Linked DNA regions of Mus musculus: all the other regions are linked to region 4. Evidence: chromatin loops called from intact Hi-C (ENCODE). Cell type or tissue: left cerebral cortex. All regions are shown on one strand.

What was found. Hi-C counts contacts between places; a loop is a spot of excess contacts. Peaks named below come from ENCODE experiments on the same cell type or tissue, not always from the same donor. Only the 100,000 strongest peaks of a DNase experiment are listed, where the experiment ranks them.
Region 1: it touches region 4 in a loop (3-fold over the local background); 2 of 42 quality-filtered maps call a loop at or near these places.
Region 2: it touches region 4 in a loop (2.2-fold over the local background); 2 of 42 quality-filtered maps call a loop at or near these places.
Region 3: a loop joins it to region 4, with 3 times the contacts of the local background. A loop is called at or near these places in 10 of 42 quality-filtered maps.

The regions. Positions count from the first base shown.
Region 1 is chr19:31,509,733-31,517,732 of GRCm38, reverse strand. All of the region lies in intron 2 of Prkg1 (protein kinase, cGMP-dependent, type I), which reads left to right. Among named protein-coding and RNA genes, the nearest start is that of Prkg1, 150 kb to the left of the region's middle. In left cerebral cortex, no CTCF peak of the experiment used is centred here; DNase peaks (open chromatin) are centred at 3,104 and 3,314.
Region 2 is chr19:31,528,365-31,536,364 of GRCm38, reverse strand. The region is part of intron 2 of Prkg1 (protein kinase, cGMP-dependent, type I); the gene reads left to right. Among named protein-coding and RNA genes, the nearest start is that of Prkg1, 130 kb to the left of the region's middle. In left cerebral cortex, no CTCF peak of the experiment used is centred here; a DNase peak (open chromatin) is centred at 4,770.
Region 3 is chr19:31,342,548-31,350,547 of GRCm38, reverse strand. The region is part of intron 2 of Prkg1 (protein kinase, cGMP-dependent, type I); the gene reads left to right. Among named protein-coding and RNA genes, the nearest start is that of 8430431K14Rik, 130 kb to the right of the region's middle. In left cerebral cortex, no CTCF peak of the experiment used is centred here; a DNase peak (open chromatin) is centred at 3,169.
Region 4 is chr19:31,655,714-31,663,713 of GRCm38, reverse strand. All of the region lies in intron 1 of Prkg1 (protein kinase, cGMP-dependent, type I), which reads left to right. Among named protein-coding and RNA genes, the nearest start is that of Prkg1, 4.7 kb to the left of the region's middle. In left cerebral cortex, no CTCF peak of the experiment used is centred here; DNase peaks (open chromatin) are centred at 7,125, 7,161, 7,364, 7,640 and 5 more places; H3K4me3 peaks cover 2,178 bases; H3K27ac peaks cover 1,116 bases.

The sequences.
Region 1 (8,000 bases), 150 kb after region 4:
TGTCCATCCTTGCTGTTACTTTGATCTTTGTCTCATTTGACTTGGAACAAGGAACTCAGAATGACTCGGCAGATTTCTGAAATAGAAAAGCTGCAACATCATAAATGAACGTTGTTTGAAGTGCGTCCATTTATTACAAAACAGTGCATGGCTAATGTGATGCTGGAGTGTGTGTTTTGTAGATCTTGCCCAGAAAAGCACAAAGACAGGGAGATCACTGAAGACTCATCTTTAGACCTAACATAGAAGATATGGAAGGTTAAAATATGCACAAAATTATCAAACATTATATCAGTGTTCAAGGCAGCAATCACCATTAAACCAGAGCTATAGATTATCTGTCTTGATATCAGTTACCCTCGTCCCATGCTGAGACTTACACTTATGGAGAAAGCACCTGTAGTGCTGTGTTTGTAAATAAGAAGCTTAATTTAAGTATCTTTATTTCTGTAGTGAGTTTTCATATTTAGTACAGTCTCTGGTGAGAAGGGATACATGGATAAAAATAGATTTGTTTTCAAAGTTAGAGGATGTACTTGTGTTAGCGGGGCTGAGTAGAACCAATGTACTCTGACAAATATAATCTGCTTTGAAATTTTCAGAGTTTTGTAACAATACAGGGCATATTGAATGTTAACTGACCACTTAGTCTTCCATTAAATGATGATGTGAGAAGACAAGATAAGGATCTCTTTCTGTGACAGAATTTTATGTCAGTTCGTTACCTCACAGTGGTAGTTACTGCTGTAAAACCCTCAAATAACAAAGATTACAATTATGTCTAAATTGTTATATACACCAGCCAGGTCCACAATATAACTAAGGTGTCCAAATTAATGAAGATGATAAGTCTCTATTGTATGCATTCTGAGAATTATAAAGCAGCATTATGAGTTATACCCTAACCCAGAAATCTGACATCTGAAATGCTTTCTTGGCTGAGAGATGCCAATAGGGACCTTCCATACAAATTTTGTATGGAAGGTCACATACAAATTTTCCCAAATCCCTAAACTCCAAAATGAGAAACACTTCTGTGCTCAAGTATTCTATATAAAGGACATTCAGTTTGTGTCACCCAGCTCCTTAGTTAATAGTGACTTCTTAGGTTGGAGGATGAAAGTAAAAGTCAGTGTTTGTACAAGTTCTTTGGTTTGCAGCAGCTGCCTCAGCCATGGTGAGAACGTTAGTCATTAAAGTAAATGTATTCCCCCAAAGAAAGGAAGATTGGTAAGTGAAAGCTATTTTTCTCCACTATGTCCTCTGCATTGATGGGAAAGTTGAACTTGCCTTTCAAACAGGAAAATAATCAACAGTAGATTAATCCCTTTGGATAAGCTAATAATGAAAGGAAGATAGTAATCTGATCCAGCCAGAGGTGTCTACACAAAGTCCAGTCATCAGCAGCAGACAGGGAAGCCCAATGTTCTCGTCTTCCTTTCTTCTTCTACACTTTCCTCTGGCAAAGCAGGAGAAGCAGACAATATGTCCCCACTGCCATTCTTTTGTCTACTGCAAAGCCTAATTTAATTCAGATTAAGTAGCATATCTTTTCTTTTACAGCAGGCCTAAAGTTGAAGCTTGAATTCCAAATAGAGCATGGATCAACATTGTCTCCTCTGCCTCAGTGGCTTCATGGGTCCACACACTCCTGCATGAACTCTGTGATGCTCTAATTATGCCCATGTTCTGCAATATTTAATTTCCCCTTTTCTTAGAAGCCTTAACCTTTTTTCCAGTCTTTACTTCATTTCTTTAAAGGCTGATTATCTTGATTTGTCTATTTCATAAATACATTTTCCTCCTTCTACTTTCATATGGATTTATTTTTTTATTTTTAAATTAAAATATAGTTATACCATCTCTCCCCGTCCATTTCCTCCCTCCAACTCCTTCCTATGACTATCTCCATGATAAAATTTTCCTACTCCAAATACGATATTTCAAGAAAGATATCACAGCTTCATAATACGTATACAGTTATTTCCCGAATAAAACTCTAGAAGTAGGATTAATGGATTAAAAATACATTGGCTCACATAGTTCAAATCCTATGTTGAAGAATGACTAGAGACAGTGAGGCCTGGCTGTGGGTAGAGTGTAGTTCATTTCATCCTTTTCCTTCTGAGGACATCACTGAAATAAGAGAAAGTGTGCTGACTAGCATTAGGATTTGGTAAATTTCTTTTGTCTGATCATCTTGAAAATGGCTTCGTGGTATCTTCGTTAGGATTACTACTGTTTTAATGAAACACTATGGCTAAAGAAACTTGGGCAGCAAAGTGTTTATTTGGCTTACATATCCTGAATCACAGTCCATTTAGGGAAGCCAAGGCAGGGACTCAAACCCTGGAGGAACTTGGAGGCAGAAGCCCTGGAAGAGTGTGGTTTACTGTCCTCTTCCTTACTGCTTGCTCAACTTGTTTTCTTATAGCATCCAGAGCCACCAGCCAGGGGTGGCTGTATCTACCATATCACTAATTAAGCAAATGTTCTCCCACCCAAATGTAGTGACACATGCCTTTCACCCCAGCACTTGGGAGGCAGATACAGTTGGTTTGGTATGAGTTCAAGGCCAACCTGTTTTACAAAGCAAGGTCCAGGATAGCCAGGGCTATTGCACACAGAAAAAAACCATGTCTTGGAAAACCAGAACCCAGCCCAAACCAAACCAAACCAAAACAAAACAAATGCCTGATAGGCTTGTCAAAAGTCAGATCTTACAGGGACAATTTCTCAGTTGATGACTATAGATAATGTCAAGTTGACATAAAACTGACTAGATATCAAGGTTGTCTGCATTTATGATTGAGAAAAATTTCCCTGTGATGTTATACTTTGTTGTGACTGCAAAAGTTATTTGATATATAAGCACAGCTTTTCTTTCATTTTTTTCCCCACCTACAGGGCTTCTGACATGTTCATAAACTGCTTCTTAGCTGCTCAAAAGAATGGACTTCCTTGTCACAGAAGTGTGCAGACTCTCAAGTAAAACGCAAGCCCTGTCTCACCCACCACTGTGTTTATTCCAAGAGCAGGACTTAAGAGGCCCACATATGGTTGAAATTATAGAGAGGCCTGAGGTGGGCAGAATCTGAGCCAATGAACTCATCCACCTTGGAAATAATCCATGAAAACTCTTCGCCCATTTTAGCTAGGATATTACTTTCCATTCTCTACCCCCTACCTTCACCCTCCCAGTAAATGTAAAACAACTACAAATTCAGCATGGGTGACAAAAATAGGAAGAAGGGACTTTGGTTTAAAATACATGAAAGGGGATGTGTATCCTATTTTGGTCTGCCTTGGCTGTTATAAAAATTCCACACACTGAAGAGCTTATAAACAGAAATGTCCTTCTCACCAGGTCCCTGATGATCAAGGTGCTGACAAGTACACCATCTGTTGACATCTCCTTTCAGACAGTTGGTGCCTTCTTGGAGTGTCTGTGTGGTGGAATGGGCTGTTTGTCTAAAGTGGAGTCTGTTTTATAAAAGCAGTAATCCCATTCATGCAGTGGCTACCTTGGGTTTGACACATCCCTCCCAAAGTCTCTACCACCTATCCTACCCATCATGCTATGGGATTTCAACTATGCAAATGTAGGGAAGATAAGTGATCCATTTCACACACTAAGCTATTACTTACTTTATTAAATATAGTTATATCATAAAAGTCTCCTAGGAACTCATATTTGCTGATTAACTTGCTTAATATGTTTTATTTCCTCAAGGAAAAAATAAGATCATTTTAGCATATTTCCCCCTTTAAATCTTTTCTGGGAGAATTTTTCTCTTTCTGAGGTAGCAATTGCATTCATATAATAATTTTCATTTACTGTATGTGATAGATTCCTACTAATATTGTAATGCAGTGTTTAAATATTCTCTCCACATATTAGGGATTGCATTTTAGATGGAGACAGCTTTGGACTGATATTTTAACAATTTCATTGTCATGAAAATTTAGGACACAAAAGTGTTACTATAACAGAAGTTGATTAAGGTTTCCATATTTAAGAAAAGGGTCAGAGAAACAGAATTCTTTTACTCGATGCTGGTTTCTTTTCTGTCACTATAATTAAATACAACAACGAAAAGCAGCTTATAGAAAGAACAATTAATTTTGGCTTATGGTTTCCGAGGATTAAATGCCCATAATGTAAAGAAGTTATGGGAGAAGGGACAGAAAGCTGATGGATCGTTTCTCAACCACACACAGGAAGTAGAGAGAATAAGCAGGAAGTAAATCGATGCTATATACCCATAAAGTCCACCCCAATGATGTACTTCCTCCAGCAAGGCTGAACCTCCTAAGTGTGCCATAACCTCTCTAAAGAGTACCAGTTACTGAGGACCAAGTAAGCATTCAAATATGGAGATGAGGCCTTTCTCTACCAAAATAAGAACCAGAAATAAATTTTGGCATAATATGGAACAAATTACCTAAAATATGTTTTCTTTTAGAAAGAAAAAGTTCCATCACTTGAATTTACACAGATTTATTATGCTTAAAGGCGTTCAGTAATGTTTCACATTTATTATTTTTTAATAATACTTTCAGCTATATATTGTTCGAATATGAAAATGTGTATCTGAAATTTAGTAAGTTATCCGTGATGTGTCTCATCAGTGAAGAGGAGGGAGAAGGGATATGATTTGATTGATAATCTTCTTTTGAAGATTTTGGTTATTTGAATGACTCAAACAATGCAACGAATGCCAACTTGATTAGAACTTTACATATGAACAATTTTGCAGAGACTCAATGGAGTATTAATGGAATGTGAGGATGTCAGATGACTAGGATTTGTTCAATCTTAAATCATGAAACCTATCTTAACACAAATGACTGATAGGAAGGCTTAATAAAAATATCATTCCTATAGTTTTAACAAGACTGCATATAGAGCCAGTGAGATTATCCAGTGGTTAAAAAGACTTGTAGGCAAGCCTGTTGATCTGTGTCCAATCTCTAGAAACTACAGAATAGAAAGAGACCTGACTCTACAAGCTGCTTTCTTCTCCATATATATTGTAGCCTAGGTAACACACACAGAGGCACACACATGCACACACACACACACACACACACACCATTCACACACACACACACACACATGAGAGAGAGAGAGAGAGAGAGAGAGAGAGAGAGAGAATATAGATAGTATTCAGAGTGACAAAGACACTCACACACAACATTCAGAGAACACACACACATAGACACACATACACTATAGAATAGGTGTGGTAGTTAAGAGACAACTTATAGGGAGTGGTTCTCTTCTACACCACATAGGTCTCAAATATCAAACTCAAACTCAGGGTCTCAGTTTTTTGGCAAGTTGTTCTGGTGCAGAGCCATCTCCCTCAAACATTTTACCACATTTAACTTCGATTACTAGAAAAGATCTGTTGGCTTCCAGGTTGACAAAAATTACTCATTGTTAAATCTCAAATGCTTGATTTGTAGCTAGTTCCCCCCCAAAACGTTGTGTTGTTCCCTGAACAGACATTAGAATTTGATGCTAAAAGACAAAATGGACCACTGCAGTGGAGGAATTCCATATGGAGAAAGCTGTATGTATCAAGAGGTACAGCATAGTATCACCGGGGATGTGCAGTGTGGCCACTGGGACATGAGGGATTAGGAAAATGGCACAGCTGCCTCACCAAGAAATGCAATATGTCTTGAAGATGGTGGGTGGCAGTTGAGTCTTCTCGTGGCTATCTCTGGGCAGCTCTACTTCAGAGCAACCATAATCTATGAACATTTCCCCGGATCTCCTAGAGCAGGTGGAGAGAGTTTCTCTAAGCCCTCCTGTGGTACACAGAGAAAGCCAGTCTTGTGATTTGCCCTTGCAACTCCATCATGCCAGGTGTTGAGATCACACATTCTTTGGTCTAAATGTTAGCATTCCAGAAGTTTGTGCATATGTCTGGGATATTTTTTCAGATGTTTGAAGGGCTGGAGTAGCATGCTTTAGCCTAAAAGTATTATTCTTGTCTCCCTTTTGAAAACTTCACTCCTCAGTAGATTCGGATGCTCAGAACACATATAGAGGCTGGGGATATGGGACTAGGGACATAGTCTCTGCTCTGAACCGTCTTCTACTATCTCTTTTTCGAAGTGGATTCTTCCAAAACTGTGCCTCCACAAGTGGCTTCTAGGGGCAGTCAGTTAATTTTAATTTGATGTTGCATTTCCTGCTGAGTTGATTTGGGAAGTGCTATAATTTAACCCTGTATGTATAGCTGTCCCCTAGTCATGGGTGTGATTATTTTCAGTGGCACTTTGTGTTTAACAAAAGATTTTTAATTAGTTTCTTCTAGATAGACAGATGGGGGAGAGAGAGAGAGAGAGAGAGAGAGAGAGAGAGAGAGAGAGGAGAAGAAGGAGGAGAGAGAGGAGGGAGGGGAGGAGGAGGGGAGGGGAGGAGGAAGGGAGGGGAGGAGGAGGGGAGGGGAGAGGAGGGGAAGGGAGGGGAGGAGGAGGGGAGGAGGAGGGGAGGGGAGGGGAGGGGAGGGGAAGGGAGGGGAGGAGGAGGGGAGAAGAGGAGAGATCCTAGCAATCTTCAGGTATGGTTTTTAAGCACATGGAGTTTCTTCTTAGAGAAGTTGCTTTCAGTGTGTATTGTTGCATATTCCATAAACTGATGAGCATTGCTGCTGGAAAGCCAAGTAATGATTTTTTTTTTTTTTTTTATTTTTTTTTTTTTACTCTGCTGCTGTAGTGATTTGTACCTTCCTGAAGGTCTTTTGGTGACTTCCATTTTATTAATAATAACACTCCCTTCCTAGACTAATGAGACCCTACAGGACATAGATTCTGCTTATGTTTTCTGCACTCTTCTCTTCAGCCCCCAAGTATGGTCTCTGGAACTTTCAGGCCTGTGCCTGGAAATCCCTAGATTTGTGTTGCTACCTTCTTTCTCTTGCTACTCCTACCCTGAATGGATTTTTATCTCAGCACGCATCTTCCCCAGGAATCCTAGCCTGACTTCTTTGCCTATATAAAAAAAAAACTTATTTTAAGCCTACATATTACTGACATGTTTATACTGATTAGTTACAGTTTCACCCTATTCTTACCCTGATTTGGTTAACATCTTTCATTTTCATCAAGAAGTAGAAACTATGTCATTGTATCTTGGGATAAATTTCCCTGGCATATTGTCACATCAGGCAGTGAAGAGGTATTCAGGTATTACTTGATAAGTGATTGAGTGCATTCCACTATATTTAAACACCTGTAGAATCCAGGTTTGGGCAAAGGAGTCATTGGTCAATTGTTTTTCTCGTCCTGAATCTTTGCATTGCCCATCCTAGAACCAGACTCGTCTATTCCAACAATGTAAGGGCTGTATATTCCACTTCCCATTCCCAGCGGTTTAGGAAATCATGAATCCAGGTGGAAGTGGTGAAGTCTGGAGTCAGCTGAAGCTGATATCAAATCCTTGCCATGCAACTCTGATGATCAACCTTAGGTCCTCTGAAATACATCGTCACCTTTTTAAGACTCAGTTTCTATTGGGTAAATAAAGTCGATGGCACTCAGTACTCCATTTCTGAGACTTTAGGGTACCTATCAAAAATTTAAAGTTCCTAAATGTAACCAAGGGATGTGGCTTTCAAGCACTGTACTGTCATAGACATGAAAATATCACTTACAGCATTGTTAATGATAGTGAAAATCTAGTAATAAGTGTTCAGAAAACTGGTTAAACTAAATAGCTCTTGAATGGAAAACACCTGCTGAGGACTAATCAAATTCATTTGGGAAATTGATATTATGAAATATATTGGTTCTAGATAATACAAATGATTTAGATATAGAAAAAAATCTCTAATATATAGAGGGAAATGGAATCAATTTTAGAAGGCTGTGAAGAGAAATACATCAAGACCATGATACTGAGAACACCATTCATGGTGGGTTGTCTCTGAGCTGGCAGGTAAGTGAGGCACAAATGTCTGAATCGGGGTGACATGTGGTTTTCA
Region 2 (8,000 bases), 130 kb after region 4:
ATTTTCTTAATTTACATTTCAAATGTTAACCCCTTTCTTCATTTTCCCTCTGAAAACCTCCCCATCCTATCTCCCTCTCCTCCTGCTCACTAACACACCCACTCCCTGTCTTGCCATTCCCCTATACTAGGGCATAGAACCTTCACAGGACCAAGGACCTCTCTTCTCGTTGATGACCAACAAGGCCATCTGCTACATATGTGGTTGGAACCTTGAGTCCCTCCATGTGTACTCTTTGGTTGGTGGTTTAGTCCTTGGGAGCTCTGGGGGGTACTGGTTGGTTAATATTATGGTTCCTCCTATGGGGCTGCAAACCCCTTTAGCTCCTTGGGTCCTTTCTCTAGCTCCTCCATTTGGGATCCTGTGCTCAGTCCAATGGATGGCTGTGAGCATCCACTTCTGTATTTGTCATGTACTGGCAGAACCTTTCAGGAGACAGCTGTATCAGGCTCCTATCAGCAAGCACTTGTTGTCATCCATAATAGTGTCTGGGTTTGGGAACTGTATATGGGATGGATCCCCAGGTGGGACAGTCACTGGATGGCCTTTCCTTCTGTTTCTGCTCCAAACTTTGTCTCTGTATCTCCTCCTATGGATATTTTTATCCCCCTTCCAAGAAGGACCAAAGTATCCACACTGTGGTCTTCCTTCATCTTCAGCTTCATGTGGTCTGTAAATTGCATCTTGGGTATTCTGAGCTTCTGGGCTAATATCCACTCATCAGTGAGTGCATATCATGTGTGTTCTTTTGTGATTGGGTTACCTCACTCAGGATGATATCCTCCAGATCTATCCATTTGACTAAGAATTTCATAAATTCATTGTTCTTAATAGCTGAGTAGTACTCTATTGTATAAATGTACCACATTTTCTGTATCCATTCCTCTGTTGAGGGACATCTGGGTTGTGTCCAGCTTCTGGCTATTATAAATAAGGCTGTTATGAACATAGTGGACCACGTGTCCTTACTACATGTTGGAGCATCTTCTGAGTATATGCCCAGGAGTGGTATAGCTGGGTCCTCAGGTAGTGCTATCTCCAATTTTCTTAGGAACCATCATACTGATTTCTAGAGTAGTTGTACCAGCTTGCCATCCCACCAGTTATGGAGGAGTTTTCCTCCTTCTCCACATTCTCACCAGCATCTGCTGTCACCTGAGTTTTTGATCTTAGCCATTCTGACTGGTGTGAGGTGGAATCTCAGGGTTGTTTTGATTTGTATTTCCCTGATGACTAAGGATGTTGAACATTTCTTTACGTGCTTCTCAGCCATTTGGTATTCCTCAGTTGAGAATTCTTTCTTTAGCTCTGCACTCCATTTTTAATAGGGTTATTTGGTTCTTGGGAGTCTAACTTCTTGAGTTCTTTAAATATATTGGATATTATCCCTCTATCAGATTTACGATTGGTAAAGATCTTTTCCCAATCTGTTGGTTGCCATTTTGTCCTATTGACAGTGTCCTTTGTCTTATAGAAGCTTTGCAATTTTTTGAAGTCCCATTTGTAAAATCTTGATCTTAGAGCATGGGTTATTGGTGTTCTGTTCACAAAATTTTCTCCTGTGCCCATATCTTTGAGGCTCTTCTCCACTTTCTTTTCTATTAGTTTCAGTGTATCTGGTTTTATATGGAGGTCCTTGATCCACTTGGATTTGAGCTTTGTACAAGGAGATAAGAATGGATTGATTTGCATTCTTCTACATGCTAATTACCAGTTGAAACAGCACCATTTGTTGAAAATGCTGTCTTTTTTCCACTGGATGGTTTTCACTACTTTGTCAAAGTTCAAGTGATCATAGGTGTGTGAGTTCATTTCTCGGTCTTTAATTCTATTTATTTGATCTACCTGTCTGTCACTGTAACAATATCATGCAGTTTTTATCACAATTGCTCTGTAGTACAGCTTGAGGTCAGGGATGGTGATTCCCCCAAAAGTTCTTTTATTGTTGAGAATAGTTTTCGCTATCCTGGGTTTTTTGTTATTCCAGATGAATTTGGAAATTGCTCTTTCTAATTCTATGAAGAATTTGATTTTGAATTTTGATGGAGATTGCATTGAATCTGTAGATTGCTTTCAGCAAGATGGCCATTTTTACTATATTAATCCTGCCAATCCATGAGCATGGGGGTTCTTTCCATCTTCTGAAATCTTTTTTCCACCAGTCTTCTTTTACTGAATTAATAAGCTCCCCAATTAACACCTTCAATATGCCTGTGTTAGCAAGGAGTTGCATCTTTCTGCTCCTGTGCTCACCGAATATTAGGCATCAAGATAGGACCATTTGTTCTTCTGAATATAGTATCCATTTGCAGTGCTTTGTTCTGTTTATGTGTGTGCTCATGTGGTATGGGGCACACATGTGTGGGAGGGTATGAATGTGGTGTGTGTGTGTGTGTGTGTGTGTGTGTGTGTGTGTGTGTGTGTTTTCTTTTTTAGTCCAGATGTTAAGTTTCAATATTATTACTCAGGAGTCATCCACCATACTGACTTTTATCCGAAACATCTACTTAAACACAAGGCAATTGGACAATGGTCCTAACAGGTTCTGTGTGCTGTCCACTGAGATATCATTGTTCATTTGTTTCTCATTGATCTAAAGAAGACCTCAACACCACAAGTGATTAAATACAGCCAAGGGAGTCTCTTGGGCTTTGTGAAGAAATATTTGGTTCCCTTTGTAAGTATTTATTGCTATAATCAGTAGCCTGATGAGCTGCTAGAAGCCATTCTCTCATTAGGAACAAAATGGTTTCATTCACTAGAAATTGCTCCCAATATTCTCACCTTAAATCGCTAACCATGATAAATGATTCAAATTTTTCTATGGGTATGAATTAAATTATAATTAAATACATTTGTTCAGACTTTGTAGTGAAATACTTTATCCAAGAAATGCAGCATGACCACTCATTCCCTTTCTTTCTTATATGCTAGGAGTAAGTGTTGCTAAGTGTTTGTGTTGACATATAATCCCCAGTGTGAAGATATTGAAAGGGGGTTCTTTTCAGATATAGCTAGGTCTCATAGGGTAGAACCTTCCAGGATAATTTTGGTTACTTTAGGGGAAAAGTCTGAAAAGGATCCTTTCTTCCTGAGTATCACAATATAATAAAGGCCACAATACAGCGAGAAGCTGTGGGCAGTTATCAGTAGCTGCAAACCACTTGGATGATTACTAGTAGACATCAACCTCATCTCAGACATTCACCCCCCACAACCATGCACTATATATATATATATATATATATATATATATATATATATATATATATATATATATATATACATATATACACACACACACACACACACACACATATATATATGGTGTTTATAAGCGTTGTTATAGCAACTGAACCTGATAGATAGTAAGTGAACAGGTTGCTTTATGTAAGAACATACTGAGATGCTTCAAGTAGGATAATGGAGCTATTTCTGCAGTCGTTTCTTTTGAACAGATTTACTGAGTGTGTATTATTGTACTGGCTAAGAGTTAAACGAAGTGTCATAAGAGATTCCATAGATGGTGTTGGTGACACCTTCTCTAGAATCCTTTGGATGGGTGCCCCCCGTTACCCAGTTCTTGGAGCTACTATTTGTTTATAAATTATGATTATGGTTGCTCCTCATGTGCTGCCTCTGGCTAATAAAGATGCAGAGTCCAGAAAGACTTGGGGAGTTTCATATATTTTGCAAAGTGGCTGATGGCAAATTATCTGGGAGGAAGGAAGAGAGGGAAGGAAGGAAGGAAGGAAGGAAGGAAGGAAGGAAGGAAGGAAGGAAGGAGGGAGGGAGGGAGGGAGGGAGGGAGGGAGGGAGGGAGGGAGGGAGGGAGGGAGGGAGGGAGGGGAAAAATCTCTGTGGGATAGCCTATACTCTAGAGACTAATCTATTTCCTGACATAGAAGTAGACTCAGGACATATTTCTCTTGAAGCTGCCTCTATGTCTGGCTCTCTCTGCTGTTGTGAAGTTCTTTCCCTTACTCTCCTATAGATACACTTTCTCCTGAGACCACAAAATCAGTGTTTCATGCTCTTTCTCCAGAAAAGGTATCTACTACATATACAGACAGTGGTCAGAGCATTAGCACAGAATCACCTCTCCTGCAGATAGCCTAGACTTACTTAGAAGACATACAATCTTCTCAAAGAAGGCAAAATTAATAAGATCAGTGGGTCAAGCTTATAAATTAAAGGAGAGCATAGTGTAATTTTGAAAGACATATGACGATAGTGCTTGGGACTTTCCAGAAGAAATTCTTCAGTTGTATTATAGAAGGGATAGAAAATCTTTGAAACAAAACGATTTAAGGTTTGTTTGAGAATTACAACAAGCCCGTTTTATGTGCTGGGAAATGGACAGTTATCATCACACCATGCTATGGTATACTTTGAAAGCTAGGAAAGGTGCTTGCTCTAAACTTAAAGGCCAGTGTCTGTTTCCAAACATCACCTTAATTCTGTTGAAACTACCTCAGCTGATAACAGACTTGCTACCAAGAAGGGAGATTAGTTGTGGGAAATAAAAGCGGAAAGGAGCAGCAAGCTTAACAGAGAGATGAGAAAAAGTGGCATTCCACAATGGTGCTGGGTATGGGATGAGGAGGGATATCTCAGAAGCAGAGTTGAAGAGTCTTGGAGTGTAATTGGATCCAGAGAGCAAGAAGGGAAGGAGAGAGAACAGCAACTGGGTTTGTCTAAGTGGTGACCTCTTAATGCTTTCCCAGAGTAGAATTACTGCGCTGAAGAAAGCGAATGTCAGCATTCTCTCCAAAAAAATGCAAACACTGTTGCCAGGGGTGGTGTGACTCAGTCAGCAAAGTACATGCTGTGCAAGCATGCAGACCTGCCTGTGATCCCCATCAGGCACAAACCACAGACACAGGGGCATGCACAAGCATTCGTGCTGTGAGGGCACACAACACAGACACAGGGGCATGCACAAGTATTCGTGCTGTGAGGGCACACAACACAGACACAGGGGCATGCATGAGCACTCGTGCTGTGCGGGAAGCAGAGAAAGATACAAATGTGGGGAGTTGCTGGCTAGTTAGTCTCTGGCCACCACATGCATGTACCACTGTGTACGTGTGCAGAGTTCTACATATGTGTGCATACTCACACACACACACACACACACACACACACACACACACACACACACACACACTCACACACTCAGATTTATAACTTTTTAAAAAATACTGAATGAATTTAATGGGATGGGATGCAGTTTCAATGTCGTGTTCAATTCATTGTGGAATAATTATGTGTAAATTTAAACTTATTGCCTGCTTTTTGTCAACAGTCACATTCATGAGCTGAGAGAGGCGAACGAACCTTCCTTCTTAGGTTTTCATCTCCATCCCATCCGGTTCTGCAGCCCTTCTTTCTGTAGAAGCTGCCACTGCTGTTGAGGTAGCTGCTGCTGGCTTTGTGCATGGAAAAAGTATTGTTGCTTCTTTTATTTTTACTTTTTGGCATTTCCTGAAAGTGTAATGCTGTGCTGTGAGGCCGGCGGTGATTTATGACAGAGCCTTATCCGGACTGTTTTCTGACTAACGGCCAAGAGAAAATGTGAAGCCTGAATGAAATTTTCTAGGCAACCAAGGGCACAGCAGGAGATGTGGCAATGCTTTAAGGAAAATAAATAAATAAATGAAAAGCACTATCAGCAAGTCCAGTGGTTAGTATTATAGGAAGACATTGACTCAGAAGACCTGGGCTTCAATGCTACTTCTGTTAACTGCAAGTTTTACTTTTTTTTTTTTTTTGTAAAAATCCTTTAAATTCTATGGGCCCTATGGTTCCCCAATTATAAAGCAGTACTTTCTTAAAGGATAATCAAGATGATGCAAGTTTCCTAATATTTGCAAAGTGAACTTTGGAGAGTTCTTTTAAAGCTAGTCTTAACTCTTTGAAGGAAGGATCTATTTTGAATATTGCCTTACCCTGTTTTCTTGCTGGTGCACAGTACCACATGAAAGCTTGTGGCTAGCCAGGTGATCTTTTCCCCTGGGTCCTATATGTGACGATCTGTGTACTTCATTCTTTTATGGTTGGACTTAGAGAGGAAACAAGAAACGAGGAGCTATTTTGCTATCTAAAACAAACAAAATAAAACTTTTTTCTCTCTTGCTTTGGCGTTTCTTGGTGATGTACTTCTCTTAGGATGGATGAAGTTGGCAGCCCCACCTCTGCTTTCCTACACAGTTGTACTATTTCTGATGAACCGTTGGAGTCTGTAACCATTAGAAGAGTTTCCTGTTGAGGTAGCTGCTGCTGACCGAGTGCATGGAAAAGCTGTTGTTGCTGTCTTTTTATTTTTACTTTTTGGCATTTCCTGAGAGTGACAGGAAGATAAAAAGTGACCTGCTGTTTGGTCCTCCTGTGACTCACTGCAACAGTATCTCATCCTGAGTATCTGAGCAGCTTGCCTCTGTGTGTCCATTCCTGTGTTCCTTCACCTTCCTGTACATCTACTGGAAAAGAATTCCAATGCTTACTAACCTTTCTGCCCCCTGCATTCTAGTGTACACTTGTCTTATTCCTTTGGTAAGATCATACTCAACAGAACAATATTTATAGTGAGAATATCTCTCTATCTCGCTCACCACATAGCTGTTCTGCTGCAGATAGACATCAGTTGTCATTAGTCACACTCTACAGATGAGAAACTGGTGAGGACAGAACAAGTACTAGTGAGTCCAGACTGGAAATGTAGCTGTAACTGAGCTTTCTTTTCTTTTCTTTTTTCTTTTCTTTTTTCTTTTCTTTTTCTTTTTTTCTTTTCTTTTCTTTTCTTTTCTTTTCTTTTCTTTCCTTTCCTTTCCTTTCCTTTCCTTTCCTTTCCTTTCCTTTCCTTTCCTTTCCTTTCCTTTCCTTTTTCATAGACCTAGGGGGCTTTTCAATCTCTGTGTCAAGATCCCTAAGAAGAACCCCATTGCCATGAGCCACACTGAGTTGAGAATGTGCCTGGTTCTCCTTTGGTGGTTTTATGACGTTATGCATCGATGGAGGTCTGTGGGGGTTGATGGGATGATACCTGACTTTCTGTGACTGACAGCTCAAGTAGTCAGCAAATGTGCTGCCTGATGCAACAAGCTAAACAAAGGAGAACAGATGCCATTCCTGAACATGGTTGTCCTCTTCCCTATGGATGTGTCTGCTTATGTAATTGCTTTTCCTGCATTATATATATATATTTATATCTAACTTGAAAGAATACGTCTTCAAAGTATAGCTTTGACAGTTGTCCCTGGTCAACCTTTCTGTGGCCTTTCTCAATCCTCCTCTTTGTGCCTAGACGAGGCCCCCTCAGGTCATGTGACTTCTCATATGATTGTTCATTTTTCTGCATCTTTTTTTCACCAGTTAGACTCTGAGTTCAGAGCATCTCTGTGTCCTTCATATTTATTTGGTGGTGTGTGTAAACACCAAGTGTGGGTAGTAAATGTGTCAATGGGAATGTAAATCTTTTGCCTGAAACAAAAGTCCACTGAGAGTTTATATTAGGCTATATTTGAAACTTAGACAAGAAGCAAGAAATATCATCACTTATTTTGTTATTGTTCAGTCTTCTGTGTTTTATTGTATTTGTTCCAGTGAAAGAAGTTTACATGCATACTTTTCAATTCTGTTTTAAGACATACCATGATTTTTAAGCTGTTACTGGTCTGTTAGGAATGTACCCACTACCAGTGACAGAGCCAAAAAAATATTTTTGGTTTACTCAAATCAGAATTAAAACCAAAGGTCGTAGAACCAAACAGACTCCAAGACATAGCACACACTCCAAGGCATAGAACACACTCCAAGGCATAGAACACACTCCAAGACATAGCACACACTCCAAGGCATAGAACAAACTCCGAGCTCTTTGAATTACACCACATTGCTGCCATCTTCCTGTGGAAACTGGCAACCAGGATAGAGCTAGGGTTTAGGTACAGTTCTTGTGGGAAAATTATCAGAAAGATCGACTGATCTTTCCTAGGTCA
Region 3 (8,000 bases), 310 kb after region 4:
TTAATTGGAAGGAATATCATTGTCTAATATTATGGTTGTAAAAGCTCGCATAACTGAGATGGGAGTATGGCTTTTATCAGAATGTGGAACACTCTTACACGTGGCCCCGTCATGCTATGCTTACTCTGAAACGCTGACTCTCCGAGGCTGATGGAGAGAGAAGCAGTGGAGAGGGAAGGGAAAGAGAAGATTCGTTTTTAAAAAGTCAATAAAGCCTCAAGGGAAAAAAGGAAGGGAAGGGGCAATCACAAGACTCAAAACTATCCATGAATCTTTTAAGCAATCCAAAATGATTCTTGGAGTGAGGGCAGATGTTGAGTGAGTGGAGAAATGCAGTACATGGCTGGAAAGTAACTTGTGTTGTTTCTTTATTGAAAAATAGTCGAGAAAGAGGGAGAAGATGAGCTGGGCAATGGTGGTGCATGCCTTTAATCCCAGCACTTGGGAGGTAGAGGCAGGCAGATTTCTGAGTTTGAGGCCAGCCTGATCTACAGAGTGAGTTCCAGGACAGCCAGGGCTACACAGAGAAACCCTGTCTCCATAAAACCAAAGAAAGAGAGAGAGAGGGAGGGAGAGAGAGAGAGAGAGAGAGAATACATGTAAGCCCAGAGTCAATCTACTGATTCAAATATGTACATGGACGATCCTGTACAGTTAACAGGATGCTTTGTTGAATGGAGGTAAGGGGGAGGGAGGGAGAGGAAGGAAAAGATAGAAGTGAGAGGAAAGAGGGCGAGGCTTCTGGAACCGCCATTTGCTTACTCAGTAGTGTTTAAAATCTTGAACTGGACCGAGCCAACAAAGGTGCATGGTTTAAGACGGTGGTGAGGAGTGGCCAGCATGTGCCAAACACCAAAGGAGCAGTTGATTGATTGCCAATGAGAAATTGCAAAGAAATTAACAAGTTCCTTCCAAATGGTATTGTTTCAAATTTCGAAATAAACCCATCATTGTTTACTTTTTTAAAGAATTTGACAACTACATTATTTATTATTGTTGTTTTTTGTTATTATTTCCTAAGACTAAATAGTATTTCCATGTGACTTCTATAAAATAGTATTTTTGTTTGTTGAAAACTTCATACATGTATTGAATCTACTTCACCTCCAGGTTTCCCCAGGACTATTAGCTGTAAACTCTCCCCCCCCCCCAACTTCACATCTTCTTAAAATTATTACTATTATTACTATTATTGTTATTATTATTTTGGCCCACTGAATTCAATTATTTCTGCCCACATGTACGTAGCTATGGGTCATTCACTGGGGCAAGGACAACCTGTGAATCCTGAGCAGTCTGACATCCAGATCTAAGGGCCAACCATAATAAGGAAGGAGCCCTGTGGCTCCAAGCTGGCAGGCAGCAAATGCCACATGTCCCTAGATACTCAGCAAACCTATCTGTCATCCCTACCTCATTCACAACTGAAAAGTCTTGTGAGCTTGTATTAAAGTTTTTACAAGAATTAACTCATATCCTGATATCAGGCTATCTGGACTCATTATCACAACATCATGATAGATTATATAGCAGGAATTTAGAACTACCATGTTGATTTTTAAAAATTCTATGAGCTTAGGCAGTTAAGGAACCATCACATGTGAACCTACAAAGTAACACCTTTCCCTCAGGAAACAGAACTGTTCGCATTGTAATTCAGAATTTTAATTACATGTTCATATTCTCCAATTAATTAGACTGGCTTTATATTTAATATTTGTTCTAGTGACTCCATGCCTTTTGTGTGTATATTGTTTGGGGGTATTTTTGTCTTATTGTTTTTTATTCATTTTATAGTTTTTTATGAGTTTTTTTTCTTTTGAGAGAAAAAAAGAATATGAAGTTGGTTGGGTAGAAAGTTAGGGAGGATCTGAAAGGAGTTGCAGGAGGAAAAAGACTATGATAAAAAATTTTATGAAAAAACAATACAAGAAATTTTTACATAAAATCTGAATAAATGTTAGAAAACAGTTATATAGTAGAAAAAAAAAAGAACTGAAATGTTGCTTTTGAAAATCCTGGAAGGAGATTATAAATACCAAGCATAGATTATTTTGTTTTACATAAGAAGTGTGTAGATTTTGATATTAACAAAAACGTTGGGCATTTTGGGGAATATAAAGCTAACTTTTATAGTCACCTAATTGATGGATCCAGCATTTTTTTTTAATCTTATGATCTGTCATAAACCTCTTTGGGATAATATCTTTGTCCAAGACTACAAAAAGGCATGACTGAAAAAATAATGTCAGCATTTATTACACAATATGGACAATCACAGGCCTCCTGGTTAAGATTTCAAATCCAGAAGTGGTTATATTGGCCCACTAAAAAACACACCTCCTTGCAGGACCGCCACTTGTCCCTATGACCCATTATTCTCATGTCCACCTCTTCTCTTCACACGTACACTGGTCCGACAGTTTTTTGAAGAAGAAAAGAGGAAGGAGAACATGCAGCCTGGGTGAGAGCTGTGGATGCCTTTGGGGAAACTATCTTGCTCCAGAGATCAAGCTGAGTCTCTGGAGGTTTACAGTTTTCAGCCAAGGCTGCACAAATCTCTGGAAAGTGAGGATTCTTATCTGTTTTTCAAATAAGAAAACCAAGGCCCAGGAAGTTTGCTTGTTGTCAGTATAGATGCCAGTTATGATTCACAACAAGCCTCATGGCTTCACTCCTTTCTCACACAACCAGCCTCAAGTCCCCCCTGCGTGTAAGAGACTCTTCCAACGGCCAAATGAACCAAAGAGGTTTTGAAGAAAGCACACCCAGATACTGACCTGGCAGCCTTTAGCTTAGGGAAACTTATTCTCATTCCTAATTTTATCATGAACATTTACTCTATGAATAATACACAAAAATGTGTAACTTTACTATATTTATATTGAGACGCCATTAAAAAGACAAAATATATTTCCAATTGCTCTCCAGTGATACCTCCTCCTGTGTCTTTATTTATGTGGGGAGCTCAAATATGTCACAAGTCATGAACAACAGTCACAAAGTCAAACAAATGGTAGCAGCAACCAAAAGCTCATTTTGACCCAAAGAAACACATTTGCATGGGATGACAAATAATGTTTACCAGTCTGGATTTGTAAGAGTCCCACTTTTCACACCATGCATCCTACCCTCTAGATTTGCTGCAATGTGAATCAGAGTAAAGTCTCAAACACATCCTCCGCCAAGTTCTTCAAAAGCTCCGTTCATTCTCCCTGACTTCTTCCAAGAACACAAAATTGATCATACAGCATCTCACCCGACTCAGCATTCCCAAATTGCCTTTAGCTACACTGAACCCTGGATCTTTCAACCAGTCAGCTCTTCCATGTTAAAGGTAGGGATGTGCATTAACACGGTAAGGGTACCACTCAGCTGTATAGAGGTGGTATGTCATACTCTGTTGTGGAAGAATGACAAGAAAAAATTAGTTACTGGCTGTTTAAGAGTAACATTGACCACTTCCATAATTAGGGCCATAAAATGGTAAACTAGATCAGAGAAACTGATTTTCCTTTACTTGGGAGAAGAGTTATAAAACACAATAAGACCGGATCTTCTATACATCATTAGTATAGCCTGGATCAGACATGTTCCTTGGAACCTCATGTCTTAAAGATATGCCTGTCACGTCTTGGTATTATTGGAAGGTGGTAAAAACATCAGGACAGGATTCCAGCAGAAGGATGTTGTGTCACTTGGTGTGGTTGTGCCCTGGAAGGATGAAGTGGGAGCCTAATCTTGTCCCTTCTCTTTTTGCTTCCTGGATGCTATCATATGAGCAGTCTTGCCTTATCATGAGACTCTAACACAACATTCTGCCTCACAACGGACCCAGAAACAATAAAGTAATTGTGGATCAACGCCTGAAACAGTGAGGCCAGGCAAATCTCACCTCCTTTGGGATCATTTCCCCACCCCCACCCCCAGGATTTTGTCACAGTGACAAGAAGCTGAATAATCAAAGTCACTATGAAATATGAGTAGTGGTTTAGACACAGCTTGCATATTACTGTTACCCCATCTCAGCCATGCCATTTCCTGTATGTGGCCGTTCAGCCTGGCATTTGATTTATATGTAATCAATCCTGTTTGTACTTGGAGTCCTCATTACAGTTCTAGAAAAACAGTTCTACCATTGCAAGTCAGAGCAAATGTAACTATCCAAGTAGAAATCAAACAGAGCACCATGTGAAAGCTACCTTACATTCCCACCACTGTGCACGAGCCATTTGGGCTCCCTTTTCTGCCTTCTTAACTTGTGCTTTTTAGGTTCTGTAGGAAGATGATCATGTACTTAACTCTTTTAGGCTTCCTTACTGTGGCCTTCCAGCCAGTGTGGTCTAGACACATAAGCAGGAGAAATTATAGCTCGTTCACAATGTAGCCACCTGACTCTAAGACAGTGCACCACAGTAGAAAGATGGTATCATTTCCTACTTTTGAGTTAATGCTTCAAACCCTGGAACTATGAACAGAATTGCAGAGTCCAGGGCATTATCAATAAACTACAGTTAACTCAGAGACTCTGCTTCCCAAGTCTTCATCAACTCTTAGGCTCTGTCATCCGACACTATCATTTTTGTAGATTAAAGGGGCCAAATATCAGCACCTTCATATAAGCTAACTTAGAAAAACAAACGAAACATAAACAAAACAATACTCATTACTAATATATACGTGTAGTATCGTTCATGGGACTAGCCAGTTACATAGACGTTGGTTGTCTCTCTATTTGGATGTAACGGCATATATCATTGCTAGTTATTGGAAATTCCATTATCTGAAAAATGTAACATAAGAACAGAATTGACAAAGATGAGATATAGTTAACCAACTATCTAGCTTGAGTTTATATAAGGAATGGGTGAGAAGGTACCCAAGCACTCGTAGCTTGCAGATGCTGGATAAAGTTAACATATGGATATGCAACTTTCAGGTGTGAGTCAAGCTGCAGTCTGATAGAAAACTAATCTGGCAAACACATTTACCAATGCACTATTAGGGAATCCTACTGGATCACCTAGCAGGCAGCCATGATACCCCTATCCTTTCACACCAGGGTCATCATCCAAGAGAAAATGTTCATAAATTATCTTCTAAGAAATATTATTGTTTAGAACCACAGAGAGGTAGAGCAGGGGTTGCTTTAGATTGTTTGGGGATGGAAGTGACACATTTTAGAGTTTCTGGTAAAACAAAACATTTTTAAACTAAAAGCAAAGCACAGCTCTGTTTTAAGGGCTCTATTTTTTACCGCATGCTTTACAGTTTCAGTCAATTGGAAAAGTAGTGCGTTGTGATTTTTATTGAACCCATTTGTTACATTCTATCACTCAAGCAGGTTTCTCTAATTTGACATCAAAACTTGGTGAGAAATGATGTCTTCGGAGTCAGGCAGTCACAGATGTAGATCACAGGTATGTTGTCTCAGATCTTCCATGAACTGCTGAGAGATGGAGAGGATGAACAGTAAACCCCCAGGAGTCTTATGTGGAAAAAAAAATGGAAAGACTGGCGAAACAAAACAAGATTTAACAGTAACCATGGCAACCTTCATGGATAAGGAAGAACATGAAGCTCTCTGGTCATTACGATTATTGTATTTGAACATTTATTGACTGGCTGCCTTGGTAGAATCAGGGATAATCAATTTTTTTTCCTCAGGAGGAACAAATAAATGGGGAGGAGGCTTCCCTTTAGGGAAGCCAGTGCACTGCAAGGAGTTTTAATGAAGTCAGGATTTTCAGATGACAGAAGATTGTTAAGCTGCCTGTGCCAAGCAGGGATTGGTGTTTTTAATTTAGAGATTATGTCATACAAGGGACAGTTAGTGACGTTTATGCTGAAGATAACTGACAGGCTAAAAGATGTATGATAAAAATCAGTAGTAATCTGGAATGAAAGAAGCCAAAGGTTATGTTTCAGGTGAATCAGGGAAAATCCACGAGGCTTGTGGGGTTTTTTTTTTTTTTTTTCACCGCATCTCCTGGAGTCCCTGGGGCAATATTTGTTTAGTGTAACAGCATAATTGAGGCTCTGATTTATGAAAGGGCAAATGTTTGCAGATCCTAACTTCTGCACTGGCTCCATTGTCTCTTCATAGCAGATATAAAATATGAACACCAAATCATGGCTAGAAAACAAAAGCGCAGCTGACAGACAGGTAAGCTAAAGTTTCTTCTACACCTTGGGATTCGCTGTAATCTGAAAAGCACCAGATTTTATGGGAATCCAGATTCCTCTTTCTTTCTTTCTTTCTTTCTTTCTTTCTTTCTTTCTTTCTTTCTTTCTCACTCTCTTTCTCTCTTTCTCTCTTTCTTTCTCTCTTTCTTTCTCTCTTTCTTCCTTCCTTCCTTTCCTTCTTTTTTTTCTTTCTTTTTAAGATTTATTTACTTATTATATGTAAGTACACTGTTGCTGTCTTCAGATATCCCAAAAGAGGGCATCAGATCTTACTATGGATGGTTGTGAGCCACCATGTAGTTGTTAGGATTTGAACTCAGGACTTCCAAAGAGCAGTCAGTGAGTGCTCTTAACAGCTGAGCCATCTCTCCAGCCCCTAGATTCCTCATTCTTAATGAACTCTCAGCTAGCATCTACATCAACAGGGACGGTTCTTAGAGTTAGAAGACTTAACTTCTTAGGTAAATAGATCCAACTGGGACCTCTGGAGAATCCTACTTCCGGGGCAGAATCCTCAGACTGGTGAAATGAGCACATGTGGGGCTGAGAACCATGGCACCTCTTTAAAAGGTGGATGACAGCAAGCTAATTTGGTTTACTCAGTGTATTGCACTTCTTACAGTTACAAACATTGGCAGATCACACGTGAAACCCTCATTTCTGTGTCTTCCTGAAGCAGCTATTTCTACCAGGCTGCCACCTGTTAGGTCTGTGTGTTCTGTGTCCCAGCCAGGCCACCCCGCCTCAGTCCTCCCCTTGTCCGGCTCTGTTATTTGTTCCTTAGAGGCATTTATTTTTCAGCCCTCACCTAAGAGTGTGTGCTACTGCTTGCTTTTGGGTGCATGGTGTGCAATCTTCTTTTTCCCTTCTTCTCTTTCAGCCCTCAACTCAGATATGGCAAAGTATTAAAAAATTTAGCCTGTATTGTTCACTAATTTTAGAATTCCCATGGAAACACTGATTTAGGGGGAAAAATACTTATACAGGAGTCATGGGCTGGCAGGCTCTAGTTGCTTGATTCTATAGTTAACATCAAAGTCATGTGAACTCTGTCTTTGTTTTTCTCATCTGTAAATTTAGGCACCAAACCAAACATTTTTGGAGAGGCTATGACATCACTAATTGATGGTTTTAAAATCTTTTGGTTGTGAGGTTTTTTTAAAAAGAGGGTTTTACCGTGTAGCCGAGGCTGTCCTTAAACTCACTAGCTCACTAGCTTTGAACTCAGGATCCTCCTATCTCATCCTCCTGGGTACTGGGATTCACATAACAAACTGGACATTTGCTTACTCTGTGCCAAGCACCCTGGAGTCTGTGAACTTTGAAAGGTTCCTCACAGGAAACTTCTAACCTGAGTGTTCAGTTATTTAGTGTTACCCAACACTCATGTTATATCTGATGTATGATTAATAACCATATTTACTTCATTCCCCCCAAAGCCTCTGGATTGGATAAGAGATCTCTGGGCCTTGAGGAAGGACTATAGAGCGAGTTTTGTAGGGAGAAAGACAGGGTAGGATGCTGTAAGTCTGGGTGAACTCCGTGGCTATGCAGGATATGGCTTTGCTTCTCAGAGGACGGAGGCTGGGCCAGACGGACATCCATTCAGATGCTTTGGTGTGCCTCCTGCCGCCAATGTACCCTGTTCTCCGGCATCCCAGCAATCTTGGTGAGCATGCCTCTGCCTCCAGGCAGCTCTGAGGAGTAGGGATATGAGCTTGAACACCATTGGGAGAGTATTGCACGGTTACCATCAACTTCAGCTGCCCCAACTCAACAAGTGGCAGGAATTGTTTTCTGTTTTTATTCTCTTT
Region 4 (8,000 bases):
CACCTACTGTACATAGTTTGGACGCGCCCCAGGTGTGTGTCTGACCGTGTGTGTGAGTGGCTGTTGAACGGAGGAACCAGAATCCCCTTCTTCCCCAAAGCCCCAGCCAACCTGGCCAGCCGGAAAATCCTAACTGCAGGCTCATCAGACTGAAATGAAATGCGTTGATATTACCCTGACTTTCCAAGCTCTTGTGGCTCTCCTGGATTTTTCTACATGCCGCCGGCGCTTCATGCTGGTACCGTTCAAACCTGAGGTTCTGTCACCATCAAAGTGTAAAAGAATAAGAAAATATACATATAAAACAGAAGAATTTTTAAAATTTTCCTGAGTTGGATGACATTTACAATCCATAAATGGAAACCTAGTCTGTTGATTTTTTTTTTAAAAAACAATGTTTTCATAATATCCAAGAGAGAATATTACTTGTTTTTCCTAAAAGAATTTTCACATGGTTCCCAATGAACACTTTCATTTCCCCCCAGAGGGTTAATGTGTTTTCAGGGACAGTGTAGTCAAGCACATGCTATTTCCAGTGGGGACCAAGCTGTGTCTCACATTCAGGTCTCAAGCCACTGTGCTGCTAGCAGTTCTTGTGTGTTAGAGAGCAGTGTAGTTTTAGTGTCAGTAGGATTCATAACTTGGATGGGGACCCTGAATGAAACTTGTTACACAACACTCGAGCCCAGAGTCCATATGGAGAGTGAACAGCAGGGATGGGACAGCAACAGAACCAGAACACCATCTGAATGGCATTTTAATTAATAGTAATGACATAATTGGTAAAGCAGAGGATTCTGTTGTCCTGCTCTTAACTACATAACACGGCTGGATGACACATGTTACATAATAACAGAAGGTCCCTGGGAACCCTTTACTTCATAAACACAGGGGATTCATAAGAAGAGAAAGTAAATGCTTGGTTATTGCCATTTGTATTTCTTGGATGGAAGGGCTCAGAAGTACACATTACATACACTTTTGAGAACTTAAAAGTCAAATCTATACATGCTGGCCCTCCCTACCCCATGAGTCATTTACGGGCTTAGCTAAAGACGGAGTTTGGATTCTGTGGAGTAGGGGAGAGTTGATAAGGAGAAATATTTCTGAGATTTCGACCTGACCGTGTTACCATGATAGATGAGCTGATTTCAATTTGTCTTAGAAACCTGAGTGAACCGAATCCATTGGAGCTTTCTTTGGTAAATTAATTTGCAGTCCCTGGCATGTTCGCCTGTTTCAGCTAACAAGGTACATGGCCATGTCTCCTGGGCCAAGTTTTGCATAATGAAAATATAACTCAGAGGCAGCTTTTTGTATCTTTAACTATTCTATAGGATTGTCATTTTAGTATCTGCAGGACTTTGGAGTAACCCAGAACAAAGTCTGCTCTTATTTAAAAAAAAAAAAGACCATTTTAATAGACTTTTAGACTCAGTATGATCAACCCAGCTGATAACTCTAGTTAAGCATTCTATTTGAGAAAGCCTAAAGAAATCCAGGCAAGGGGAATGAACTACAGAATGTGGTACATTTAGAAGACTTTTGACTATTGGTGTGTGACACAAAACCCTCATGTTTTTATAAACATTCCCAGTGGAAAGTAAAACTAGAGAAGAACATACTTGTAGCATCTCTGTAGGACACTGTATCTGTTGAACCAGGCTTTGCACGCCTGTGTTTATTTGATACCTTTAACAGGCTAGGTTGCTAAGGTGGTATTGCCCTGTGAGTTTTGTAATTCTGAAGGATTATATTGGAGAAAATGGTAAGATTCCTTCCAACTTTAAATATTTTTTGAAAAACATCTGTTCTTTTTTTAACACGTATATAAAGGAAGCCAGAATAAAATTGCCTTGAGTGGTAGTGTACTTTTCTTAGAGGAAATCAAGTATATTATATGCAAAACAGTTATTATCCTATGTGGTTAAAGTGGCTGGACAAGATAGCTTCACATAGAACTAAGACAATGTGCCAATCTAAAAACTTTTTTTGTTTGTTTTGCATTTCAATGTATATTGCTTGAATCATTTTATTATTCTGACTTGCTGGCAACAAGTGTTTATGGTTTTAATCTTTAGTGGAACTTAAATGTAATCACTTTCCTGAAGATTAAGTTATGGTTGAGGCAAAAGTATGTAAGTAGACTGAAATTGATTTAGCTGCATGCTCCCCTTAGTTTTGGGTTGTCTTTCCAGGAGATGCAGTTAACTGAGCAGTTGATGCTCTCTTCGGTTATCTGGTGATTGAGGTGAACCATCTACCATTTCCTTACTGTGGCTGCCTTTTGAGAATTACAAGGTTTTAAAACTCCTTTTTGTTTCCTAACAAACAACTGGTTGTCTGAGTATAAAAAGCAGTACAAAATGTAAAGTAACCCGATAACTTTTATCATCTCGACAATTTTTAGTTGGAATTTTCCCTTTAAGGGGAGACCTGGAAGAGAGCCTCTGTCAGACTCTACTACAGGGGAAGACACTTGTGCTGCACCTGTGAGGTTCAGTGGGGATGTTGGTCTTCCGTAGTCTGTATGGTTATAGCCTTTTAACCCATCTTAGGTTATTTATGAATGTGAGGGGAAGGTCTGGTGTAGTGAGTTGGAATCTGTTTATACTTCTGCCAATGAACTATTTAAGAATGTAAAACCACTAGACTCTGTTCCAAAACACATCAGGCAAAAGGGCCCCCTTAACAATGGAACATACAAACAAAGCTAGTCATCTAGTCCGTGAGATCAGGCCAGCCGACGGTTCACATGAACTTCTATTTCATGACATTTCATTCCTAAAGAGGTACTCGCTGTTCCCAAACCTTTTCCATTTTGCTGTCACCGCCTTCCGTGTCATTTTGATTGGACGATCTTGACTTGAATTCCCATCAAAACTTGTTAATGTCTTGTGTGTTTTTGTAAAGCTGTTGCTTTTTACCCCTGAGGTGGCTTCACTTCAGAGAGGGAGATGACAGGTTCTGTTCTGTTTCATTTTTGTGACTGTGAAATAGTCTGGAAGCATCGGAGGTAAAGGAGACACATAGTTTCCTATTAGGGAGGAATTAAAACATAGAAGACCCTGAGTGATTGTCTAAACCTTAATATTATGTATTCCAAGAGAAACAGGATCTCCTTAAATGCTATGTGTTTAATTTTAAAGGAAGTCATGGAATCACACAATTCCAGTGTTGTTATAAGTAGCCTAATATTAAAACATAGATTTCTTCACAGTATTACACTTCAAATGAGCCTTGCAAATCAGCCCAATAGTTGTATGAGATAATACCTGCCACATGGAAAAATACTGTAAGGCACAGAACCCTTGTTAATAAAGAGTTACCAAGGGACCCAACAATGTCGTACGTACAAGTAAATATTTCAGAACGCTGAGTGACGCGAAATGCAGCCCAGTTCACAAAAAGAGTTGGTGGCTTCTGTGGCTCCCATTGAACTGTATGCTATCAGGAACTCCTCTGAAGGACATGCTATTGCATTGTAGGACTTGGGAAGACTGCTATGATGTAAGCCCTTTATACTGTGAGGGGAGCATGGAAGGGAGTGAGGGATGATACAAACCCTAGCCATCATCAGAGACAGGGTACATCCAGAGAATGGTGGTAACCAGCAGCTTTAGTGGAGTGCCATAGAGGGGACGGAGTATCTCAGGTTCTATGGTCTTATAAAGTGTAATAAGAGAAACTTGTTTTTTAGAATGATCCAGAATCGTATGTGTGTGTGTGTGTGTGTATGTGTGTGTGTGTGTGTGTGTGTGTGTGTGTACACGCGCATGTGTGATCAAGTGCTAGTTATTAGTGGTGAAGCTCTCGGTTCTAACCTTCCACTATAACTACAGCAACTAGGTAAGAATATCTAACCTAGCTAAAAAGCAGGCGATGAAGACTCTTGAAGAAGCCAAGTACCTTTCTGCGTGTTCTCATGGAAAACAGCCGAGTTATCCGCCATAGGCCAGCTCTGCAGATTCTTCACATATCTGGGCAGACTGATGTAGATGGGAATGCAATCTTGTTAGTTATTGAAATTCATCTCCCCTGCTTCCGTGGGGGAGTTAAGGTCTGACCTAAGGTTATTATAATACTTTCCAATTTAAGTTTGAACATTAATTTGACATTACAGCCTATGCAGTGAAACAGAAGTCTGTACAAAGGCTTTATCATGTTATACTGGATCATGCTGCTAAATATCCCATTAGGGGGTTTGGATGTACAGTCAAGTTGCTTGCCCATAAACTGGGAGTTACAATGAAAATACTGACAAGCCTTAAATAAAGTAGCTCTAGGGATGGCCTGAGAATATGAATGGCCAGCTTCCTTGCTTGACTGGGGTGCATCTCCAAGCTTGTTATTTCACTCAAGAGTTGGGCTTGGGTTTCTGCTAGGAAAGGGTAGAGTAAGACATGCAGTGTTTCCATTGTTGCAGTTTCCAGGTTATAAGGCATATGGGAACATTTTTTTTTTCCTGTCTGCCTAGCAATGGAGGGTCTCCATGGTATCCTAGCAACCATATTTGAATACCAGGCTGCTGCTCTTTCTGCTATCTCTACCATAGGTGCTGCTGCCCATCCCAAGGAGCTGGGATTGCTGCTAGCATCTCAGGCCCTCTGACTTGAACCTTCCTGGCTCTGAGAACACAAGACAATGTGGCAAATACTCACATGCTGAAATCAGCACTTACCAGCATGCTCAACAGCTTATTATACAGTCACATCTGTGGCATTTTGAATCCTAATCTGAATTGTTGAGCTAGTGTTCTTTGCCACCCCTCCTGTGACAGCTCCTCTCTACTTCCTCACACCCAGCCTTCTGACACCACTTCTAGGCCCTCCCACCATCCTTTGTAATGATCGCCTTCCTTGCTGGCTCCTTAAGGAAAATTTCTTTTGAGAAGTGAAATCTGTACAGCCTGTTTGAACTCCTGTAAGTCCACTTTTGCTGGTAAGGTCAGGGGTATGTTCTCTTTCCCAAACTGACATATAAATATAAACAATAGCACAAAAACTGCAACTACACAAAGCAGATGTTTAATGCAAGGTGGGGTGAACAGTAGTGCGCTTTCACTCCTACGCGTACACTTGTTTTGGAATAGTATTTTATGATCGTAGTTATTAGGATAAAAAAAACCAGGAGAGTAGAGCAGGAGAAGACATTTCAAGATGCAGGGTAGGACAAGAGGAATGTTGTTGAAGCTATGTTCTATTTTCCAGGAGGTTTAAAAGTAGCACTATACTTTGTGGACATATAATTATGCTCCAATATGAGAACAAAGTTTGCAAGAAAGGTAGTCCCTTGTGACCAAAAACTGGCAAAGACCCTATCTGAAAGCTTGCCTGCACTTGGGAAGCCATACTTAGGTATTGGTTGAAAATCATGCAGATGCTTCTCTTCAGACCAATACCTATGGGATGCTTTGGATTTTTCCTTAGAGGTGTCATTGAATCTAACATCAGGGAGGGATTGGTGGTCTGTCTGCGTGCTTCAGTGCAGAGGAAAGGGCAGCATGTCAGCGTGTAGCTGTTCTGAAATACCAGGTTACGGATGATGCTGCCCATCCCTACCACCACCACTACCACCACTACCACCACCACCACTACTACCACCATCACCACCACCACCACCACCACCACCATCATCACCACCACCACCACCACCACCATCACCACCACCACTACCACCACCACCACTACCACCACCATCACCACCACCACCACTACCACCACTACCACCACCATCACCACCACCCCCACCACCACCACTACTATTACCACCATGCTAATTTTCATGGGACACTTACTCTGTGCCAGATATCTTCCCTCTGCTTAACCTGTGTCATGTCCTTTCTTCTGTGTGTATGAGTGTGTGTGTATGTGTGGGGGAGGTAAATGCACATACATACACATTATGTGGGAATGTGCTCACAACATGGGCAGTTCTTGATGTTGTAATATCTTCAATAATTGCTGCCACCTTTTTCCTTCTTTTCTCTCCTTCCTTCCTTCCTTCCTTCCTTCCTTCCTTCCTTCCTTCCTTCCTTTCTCCCTCCCTCCCTTCCTTCCTCCCTTCTCTCTCTCTCTCTCTCTCTCTCTCTCTCTCTCTCTCTCTCTCATTTATTTATATTAAAATAGCATCTATGAATGAACCTCCTGCTTCCTGTATGGGCAAAACTATTTTTCTCAGTGCTAAACCTGGATTCTAAATGCATATTGGGATTCAAGCTCAGGTTCTTAAGCTTTTCCAGCAAGCACTTTATCCACTGAGCCATCTCCTTCTCCCTAGCATCATGGACTGCAGCATGTGTGTAGGGAACATTCTACATTGCTCCCCTTTCCCAGCCTGAGGAAGAGAACACCTAGACTCCTGTAAGGTAAGGCACATGCTTAGTAAAACACCGGAACCAGAATTGGATCTGCTGGAGCCTTTCTCAGCCTCCTCTAGGTTCTTACACTGTCCCAAGGCCTGCAAGGATTAAGGGCTTGTAGAACTGTAGAACCTAAGAATAACAAATAGGCTCTTCTGGGGAAAGTATCTGTTTGCCTGTAATCAAAGAGGAAGCAGCAAAACCTTGGGAGAAATTAGGTAGGACTTTTTTTTTTTTCTTTCCCAAACACGACTGCACATTTGAATCTTCCGGGGAACTTTAAAAATCTCATTGCCTGAGTGTTCCCTCAAATGAATTAAAATCAGACTTTTTCAAATGATGCCTGAGGTAGTTCTTATGTGAAATGGAATTTGGGGAGCCACTGTGATGGGAAGACGACAGGGCGTGTTCTGTTTATAGGACAGAAAATGGAGGACCAGGGTAAATTTCCCCTCTAATGTGTTGAATGCCTCTACAGGCTAAAAATCTTCCTTGGCTTGCAAAAGCAATGGTGGGATTTATTTATTTATTTATTTATTTATTTATTTATGAGATTATAAACATATATTGTCTTATTGTTTATCCTTCTAAGTAAGCATGCAGTGCTCCCCAAAGCCCGTTTCTTCTCAACCACGGTTGCTTGTTAGAAAACTGCTGAGGAAGCTTTTTAAACACAGTTTTGCAGGATGCCACCAGCAGGATTGATTCAGTCACGCTGGGGATCGGGCTTACAGAATAATTACATATTTTAGTCCAGAGTTGACTCTCATCTTCCTTCACTGACAACTTCTTCACTAGCCCACCTGGCTCCCCACGCTGCAGACTACTCCACTTCATACGCTTTGGGAGCAGATGCTGCTCAGAGTGGAATGAGGCAGCTGCAGCTGTGCTTTACCCATCACAGCTGGACTGTCCCTTTCCGTCTGATTCCGGGGTGGACTGCAACAGTCCTGGCCACACAAAAGTGTCACCAGCTCTGTTCAGCTGGTAAGCATGTTTTCTCTTTCCAGCCAGCCACAAGTCCTGGCCAGCCATCAAATACTCATGAGGATCAGGCACCATCCTAAGTTGGTTTTCCAATTTTTGCTCCGGGAAGTGGCCTTGCTAGCAGGAGGGAATGTTTCCTTGAGTCTCAGTTGATTCTATGAAATTTGAAATTGATGAAGGTGAAACAAAGACAAGTCCCTCTTGGAAGAGCAGCGCGGGGCTTGTAGCATTTCTCAGTCTGGTATGAGATGCCTCTGCAGCCAGCTATTTTTTTTTCCCCTTACAGATATTTTATCCTTTTAAGGCAAACAGCTTGAGCTCCGGCTGAGAAGTACTTTCCAAGGAGGTTTCAACGAAAGCAGAGCTAGCGCATCAGCCTCAGCCCCCTTCCCTGACAGTTTGGTCGTAGAGAATAGATCTAGGCTATAGGCTACCGCTGGCTGGTGAGAGGCCTGGGGTACACCTTCAGAGAGGGACCTTGAGGCATATGAGGATACCTACCCCCAGTGCTCTGAGCTCACTGCTGTCCCTATGGTTAGCTAGCTCTCCATTTCCTTCTTGGGTCCAATTCGCAGTTGAAACTCCTCAAGGTATGGGTAATGGTCTCCAATAGGAGTCTGTTCACATTTGTAATTCAAGCATTATCCTCTCA